Regions from separate parts of the Homo sapiens genome. Here region 2 is linked to region 1. The links are chromatin loops, found by intact Hi-C in ENCODE. Cell type or tissue: endothelial cell of umbilical vein. All regions are shown on one strand. Region 1 overlaps HAT1 (histone acetyltransferase 1). Region 2 overlaps METAP1D (methionyl aminopeptidase type 1D, mitochondrial).

The links. Peaks named below come from ENCODE experiments on the same cell type or tissue, not always from the same donor. Only the 100,000 strongest peaks of a DNase experiment are listed, where the experiment ranks them.
Region 2: it touches region 1 in a loop (2.3-fold over the local background); 1 of 110 quality-filtered maps calls a loop at or near these places.

The regions. Positions count from the first base shown.
Region 1 is chr2:171,960,563-171,964,562 of GRCh38, forward strand. The region is part of intron 4 of HAT1 (histone acetyltransferase 1); the gene reads left to right. Among named protein-coding and RNA genes, the nearest start is that of METAP1D, 37 kb to the right of the region's middle. RefSeq lists an enhancer at 3,281-4,000. In endothelial cell of umbilical vein, no CTCF peak of the experiment used is centred here; no DNase peak of the experiment used is centred here.
Region 2 is chr2:172,050,242-172,054,241 of GRCh38, forward strand. All of the region lies in intron 1 of METAP1D (methionyl aminopeptidase type 1D, mitochondrial), which reads left to right. Among named protein-coding and RNA genes, the nearest start is that of DLX1, 33 kb to the right of the region's middle. In endothelial cell of umbilical vein, no CTCF peak of the experiment used is centred here; a DNase peak (open chromatin) is centred at 2,230.

The DNA of each region.
Region 1 (4,000 bases):
ATGCTCTAGTTGCACCTAAAATTCTTCAGTCACAATTAAGATGCCTATAAAATCTCTACTAGCCACCATCTTTAAAGGAAACATAATTCTGAATTTTACAATACAATAAACTTGATTATTCAGACACTGATGATTTTTTCATCTGGTTGTCCTTGACCTTTGCTTTTATTAACACCTCCTGCTCTGTGCTTGTAATGCCAGCTACTCTGTAGGCTGACTCAGGAGGATCATTTGAGGCCAGGAATTTGAGACCAGCCTTGGTAACATAATAAGACCCTGCCTATTAAAAAAAAAAAATGCTGAACGTGGTGGCTCAAACCTGTAATCCCAGCGCTTTGGGAGGCCGAGGTGGACAGGTCACTTGAGGTCAGGAGTTTGAGACTAGCCTGGCCAACATGGTGAAACCTCATCTCTACCAAAAGTGCAAAAATTAGCCAGGTGTTGTGGTGCGTGCTTGTGGTCCTAGCTACTCAGGAGGGTGAGGCAGGAGAATCACTTGAACTCGGGAAGTGGAGGTTGCAGGAAGCCGAGTTCGCGCCACTGTACTCCAGCTTGGGTGACAGAGCAAGACTCTGTCTCAAAAAACGAAAACAAAAGCTAGGCATGATGGCATGCTCCTGTAGTCCCAGCTACTTGGAAGGCTGAGACAGAAGGATCTCTTGAGCCCAGGAGGTCAAGGCTGCAGTAAGCTATGGTTACACTACTACATTCCAGCCTAGGTGACAGAGCAAGACTCTTGTCTTAAAAACAAAAACCTCCTGCCTTTTCTTGGGGGTAATTTCATTGCCTTTTAGTGAAGTAGTGGGTAACTAAGATTGTTGTCTTGCTAATTGCTAGCATTTCTGGGAAAAGTTTGGTACAGGAAGTTGAAATAGATGGATAAAGTTTGTATTAACTGTGAATTTCAGTTATTTTATCCTAGTGTCCCACTAATTGGATTGAATTTGAGAGGATATGAGAGCAGATTTTAAAAATTTTATGGAGTGTTTAGCCTCTTTCTAGGAAAATCCTACATACTTCCAGAAATTTCGAAAAAATCTTTGGTAGACTAGTAAAATTTCAAATTGTGATGGTGTTCTTGATAAGTAATACTTTTTATGAAATATCATAAAGAGCTTTAAAAGTATATATTGACAAGTTTATCTTGTTTAGTTCAAGTAGCAAAATACTAATGCAGTGTAAATAAACATAATATGACCTTTGTTTTTCCATTAGTGAAAAAGTTCACACTTTTAATTTCTCAACAATACATTCTGTAGTTAAAGCTTAAATATTATCAGAGAACATGAGATTGAGAACATTAAGTAGATACAGAATTTCTTTTGCTTGTTTTTTTTTTTTTTAGCATATTTTAGGTAGTCTTAGAATTATAGTTAAGTCTATGTACCACTTTAGCCAAGTAAAGAACAACATGTTACCACCTACTTAACGTGCCTTTAATTTCAATCTCAAAAATAACTAGACAAATTTAGACAAATGGTGCTGCTTAAGATAAGATGTTAGAGAGGTTATTGGGTTTTCAAATGTGTATAAATACAAATATAAACATTAAAAAAATAGATTACTAATTATCAGGCATATCGCTTTATTCAATAATGAGGAAATGCAAAAATTGCTCCATATGAACATGTTCATGTGTAATAAAGTACAGAACACTGGAACTTGAAATGACCATAGTTAAATAGTATACAATCTAAAAATATTTCATAATGACCCACCTACCAGAATATCTAACTAGAATACTTTTGCACTTTCCTTTTTAAAAATAAATTACCAAGCGTTAGGAAACCATTTGTAAGAGATGTCTTTGTTAATTAAATATATCAGGTTGTATTCTGGTTTCTTTTTTTGAGACGGAGTCTCACCCTGTCACCCAGGCTGGAGTGCAGTGGCGCAGTCTTGGCTCACTGCAACCTCCGCCTCCCAAGTTCAAGTGATTCTCCTGCCTCAGCCTCCCAAGTAGCTGGGATTACAGGTGCACACCACCACGCCCAGCTACTTTTGTATTTTTATTAGAGACAGGGTTTCACCATGTTGGCCAGGCTGGTCTCAAACTCCTGACTTCAGGTGATGTGCGTATTTTGGCCTCCCAAAGTGCTGGGATTATAGGTGTGAGCCACCATGCCCAGCCTGGTGTCTTTTTAAAAATTTTTTTGAAATTCTAGTTCCCTGGTGTGTCTAGTCAGCTGAATTTCTTACCCTTTCTATATTTCTGTATAATTTTAGTTGAAGTTTAGAATAATGCTCTGGAATACAGGGAATTTTTCAGTGATCTTCAGAAATAGATTCTAAACTTTTAGCCACAAACATTGGAATTAAAAAGTTTCTGTTCATTTTTAACTCTATTCAATTAACAATGATTAAATGAGGTCTTGCTCTTGTGCTGATTTTATTATCTGATCAGTAATCCAATCTGAAAGACGAATATTTTAAATTAAACTAAATTATATATTTGAGAAAAGAGTACAGATCTCTAAGACATGGTAGTCAGGATTTTTTTTTTTCTTAAAGCAGAATCCATTTAATAGAGAAATGCAGACATTTTCCCTTTAGTGAAGCGAAGTTGTAAATTCTAGGTTGAAGAACTATTTGGTTTTAAGTTGTATATTTTATGTAAGTATATCAGATACATATTTATATACATAACTATTTATAAATATATATTTATATAATTATATAAAGATTCCTTGCTTTAAAATTGCCCTTTGCCCCGTAAAAATTCTTAATGTGTAAACTTACACAAAGCAAACTATTTTATTTGAAGATATTTATTACAGGAAATAGACATCCTTTGAAGGCTGAAAGCCCTTTTTCAACTTTGTTGGGCTCAAACCTTCTGGTTGCTCTGCCCGCCACCAAAAGTGCTACTTGAAACTTAGAGTTTCTGAGAAGTCTTTGAAGTAGATTTGATACAAGATATGTAAAGTGATTTGCAATGCCTTCTTGAGAAGACAGGACATAAGGAAAGTTTTTAAAAGTTAAAATTATACATGCTATGAAAGTCTTAAAGTGATTTTTAAACTGATAGATTATAAATCCCTTTTTAAAAGTAGTTTTTCTTGGCTTTTTAAAAACCTTAACTAACATACTATACTGTTTTACTCATCACTACTTTGGATTTTAATTGCTACACAACACATCTATTACAGCTATCCCTCATTATGACAGTTTCCTTGATAGCTGTTGAAATTGTACTGATACTATAAAATATGCTTACGATGGCCTCTTCATGTTAGCAATTTCAAGGAAAAATATTTATCAAATAGTACTTTAAAAATAAGCAAAAACTGTCCTATGAAATGCAGTTTATTTGATCTAGAGTGTGAATGAGTTGCAAGGACTGATGTACATATTAGAAATAAACTGTTGGGCAAAATGCTGAAGAGCTATATTTTCAATAATAGGTCTTTTTTATACCTATAAACAAATTATATATAAATGTTGGTGGTACCAGAGCATTGAAAATAAAACTTGTTTGTGATAAACGTCATCACTGGTTCTCTATCCTGAAATGTAACTGAATCATAATAAAGTGCTATTCATCTGCAGGTGCATTGCTTCTACTTAGTTAAAAGATGGTTGAAAGGATAGGAATTAGTAGCATGTTGTATTAGCCTTTTGTAGTGTATTTTGTCCTAAGCATCTTAATTTCCCTGTTTTGAATGCTAAGTAGCAAGGGTCTTGGTTTAGAACTAATACCCATCATGCATGTAAACGGTATGAAAGAGCTGCTTAGTAAGTTAACACAAAGTGTTCTTGTGTCAGTCCTTGTGGAAATAGATACAATACAAACATTACAGCTGAACTCACGGCAAACTCCATTAAGTAAAAACCTGGCCTCATTGTTCAGGAAAAAGTTTGAATAGAATACAAGCTCATTTTGTTGAATGTAATGTCAGGCTTTTAGGGACTGTATTGAGGGATAAGGTTTTGTTAAGTTGAGACCAATTCATTAAGTTTTATTGCCTGGTGAGAAGCAGCAATACTTTATTGTAAGACT
Region 2 (4,000 bases), 90 kb after region 1:
TCAAATGCTTTAATGTAATTTAAAAATATATTAAAGCTGTGCTTTTGATCATAGATTATAAGCCCTCATATCTTCTGTTATTGGGCATTTTAATACAAAATAACTAATATTTTAAGTAGTATATGACAGTAGTATTTATGAATAGTCTGGAGGTTTTTTTAAGAATTAAAGAAGGATTTTGTTACTATATCAGTTTTTTTTTAAAAAACTCATGATGTTTTTATATAGACTTTCTCTAAAATTCAGTTCCATGTGTGATTCCTATGAAATTGCTCTTTCTGGTTCTGATTTGTGTGCTTTAATATAAAATCATTCTATTTTCCTCTTCTTTAACCAAAGTGTGTGAGGTAACAGGAATGTTTCTTTTGAGAGACTTTGGAAGGTTGAAATTTGCCAGATGTTCTGTGCTAACCTAGAAGTGTGCATTCCCTGGGTAGCAGGACTGTGTGAAATTCTTTCCTATAACTTTGACAGAGCATTTGGTTTTGGTTCATTTTAGTGTTGTGCTTCTACTCTGATGAGAGCTTGTCTTTTATTCTGTGTTTAAATGATATTAAGGCATCCAGAAAATCTGACAAAGAAAATGATATTTTGATGACATTTTTCACAGGGCTCAACTAGAATGAATTATTACATTTTAACCACGGCCCTAATAAACAGCTTCTTTATTTCCTCTGTAAGGATACAATATTTCTTTGTCCAAGAAGTTGCCTGAGTATATGTATTGTTGAAGTGCTAAAAAGCTGCTTTTCTCTAAACTTTAGCTGAGAGACAATGGGATTTGCCAAGTATATACCATTTCATTGTGACTCAATACTTTATAAAGATGAATTTAAATTTTGAAGTAAACTTTTTTTGTCTCAAATGGAGAAATTCCATGCAATAGCCCTATTGTACAAATTAAACATTTCTATGTAACTTCTACTTATCCACCAAATGATCAGCTTTTAGTTTTATACTTGAGTTCTGACTATAATCTTTGGCACCCTTCCCCCAGCTATAATTCGGCTAGCCTAAAGGAATTTTTTTTCCTAGACTCACAAGCAGGAGCCTATATTATTAAGTAGGAATGTTTATAGATCTGTGTTTCTAGAGTAGGTTGAGGTGTTTTAGTTTCCCAAAAAGAGGGGAATGCTTCTTGTTTTAAATACAGATGCCTGTGTGCTGGTGGTGTACATTAGTGAATAATCACATATTAACAGATTTAGCTTTTGTAAAGAAGCAAAATGAAGTGTTTTCGTAAAACATTTCTGAACTTGTCATTGATGTTATACTCTATCAGTTGCTATTGATAATTTTATTTAAAGGAGGAGGTATATAGTATAGCGCCAACTTCCTGATTAGGCCTTGGGGAAGGTCACGTTTTGCAGTGACCTGGGCACCACTCTTAAATGTTGTTATTATTGGAAGAGGGTACCCTCAGGCTGCTGCCCTTCCTCTCCCCAGAAGCGCTCTGTGACTGACTTTCCAGTTCATCTTTTCTAGAACCAAGACTCCCAGGCTGTAGATGAATTCTGACATCTACAGACCAGTATCCATCTCAACTTCATTTGAGGTGAATTTTATTAGTAGTAGTGACCCAGTCCTACCTTAATATGAGAATGATGCATCCTCATAAAAATTGCAAACTTAGAGCAGTAAACAACTAGGATAAACTTTTATGTTTCAGCATAAAAGTGAGTTATGACTTTTTTGTCATTTAAAATATTGCACACATTTCCTTTTTATTTCTGTGGGATCTTTGTTACTGTTTTAGTGGTCTTAAGTAAAAATAACTTCAAGGACAACACGGTTGGATGTGAAGTAGAATATTTATTTCAGACAAGTATTATGCCCACATATTTTAGATTCAACTATGTGCTTTATTTTCAGCATTAAAGAAAATGAGCTGTTTTCCAACACCTGCATACCAACTGGGCCTGCATCCTCTTTAGAAATGTTGTTTAATAAACACTGTGGCTTTATCATCCAGAGGCTGTTGCCAAATGCTGTTAATTAGGCCAAAAAAATGTTTTTTAAAGGTTGGTGAAACAGATCCACTTTTCTCTCTGTAATGGCATCTTAGCTTGAAATCCAGGAAGCAGTGGTGTATGGTGTCCATATCCACGATTTCCTGCATTGGAGAAAAAGTGTGGAAAGCATCTGGGGAAAAGGAGGCTCTTTACCAGCTTGTTTCCTGTAAGTTCAATTGGAAGACCTTGTCTGTGCAAATAGATTTCAAAATAGAGCCTGCCCTTTGACTGTCTCCATAATTACATGGCTCGCTCTGTATTTTATTTGGCAGCCAGAGCAGTTAACCCCTGGAAGGAAGGGGCTGATGGTATGGCCAGCTTGGCTTCCCAGGCATGTCCATGGGAATGAATAAACCACTGTTTGGAGAAGCCCATAGCTAAAAACACACTAGAATAGTCTGTAACTGAACTGAAACTCTTTTAAAACAAGTTCACTAATGTTTATTATGATCGGTTAAAAAACTTAACTTTGTCCTTATTGTGTAGATTATAGAGCTGTATTAATTGTTTTAAAAATTGGGAATTGGGGGAGTTCCTTGTTGCTTTGATGTAATCAACATCTGTCAACAGATGAATTTGCTTTTGTTTAGTTTCAAGGGCTCTTGTCCTTTAGCTTTGCCCAATCAGTATCTGCTTCAGCCTGGGGCATTCCCTAGTAGTGCATGTGGTTTTTTTTCCCTCAGCAAATGCATAGGTTATTTCTCATGAAATGTGAGCTTCTCTTCTGCTTTATAGTTGCCTTGAGATGGGAAGGAACCTTCAATCTTTCTCATTTATTTTGAAACGTACACCTTAGTACTAGATTATAAAAATCAATAAAAGAGTTATATCAAGTGATGCAGACTATTTAATTTTTCTTTAGCAACATTTGTACAAGTTATGAAACATGTCAAGCAATCAGTGTTTTAGGTCAAGAAATATAAGGCATGGATGCATTTGCAGTGTTCTCATGGACTTGAAGCACACAGCGCTGTAAGAGCCTGTGCTCCTACTCTGAGTAATTGGTTGGAGTTCATGAAGTGTGATCTTTCTGTGGGTCTAAATCAGCACCCCGAAAATATATTCCTATGCTATAGTCCCTTCTGAGCTTACTGTAGGAGGCAACATTTTTAAACAGTTAAAAATGTATCAGATTGCTGTCACAAAGTAAGTTGGGTTTTTTTTCTTGTTAAAGTTAATATATTATTAAGCAAATCATTTGGTTTAAAATTAAAATCATCAATGAATGTAAGAACCATATTTGAAAATGAATTAGCAAAACATTGTTGTTTTTCTCTCTTGGTAATCATAAATCATTTAAATCTGGCAGGCATTCCTCTCTTCATCCAAAATAATTGCCTCCATTTGTAAAATCAATTAGATGTTAACATGCTATAAATAATAGTTTTGTTACTAGACTTTGGCATTTACTGATCATTATGAAAAAATATATTCAGTAAGACATTTTACAGGGTGTCTTTTAAATCACATATTATCTCTGGTTGACATTGTTAGCTAATGTAAAGTAGTGCCAAGCTACATTATTGTGTTGTTTTCTACCCAGATATTTGATACCTCTGCAGTGTAACGTAACTGAGGATTGATGGCACACTGCAGGGTGAAAGTGCTTCCCTGGAAACATACAATGAAAAATATATGTGTTGGTAGTCCAAACTTGAGTACAAATGTACTTTGTTCAGTTTTACAACTGCTTAAAATAATAAGCATTTTAAATGTCTCTTTGAAAGTTCATTCAGACCTCTCCCTTAAAAATACTTATTGACCAAAAGAAAACTCACATTTTCAGGGATAAAATCAGCTTAATTAAGGGTCATTAGTAAAGGTGCACATGAAAACCCAGGGCTCAGTGGGTGAAATGGAAGCATTTCATTATGTGGTATAGGATGCATGAGCAGATAACAATTAAAATGGACCCTGAGTAAGAGGCCAATAAATATAGGGCATGTTGTGTGCAGCAACATTCGTTATTTAAAATGCATTCCTCCTGG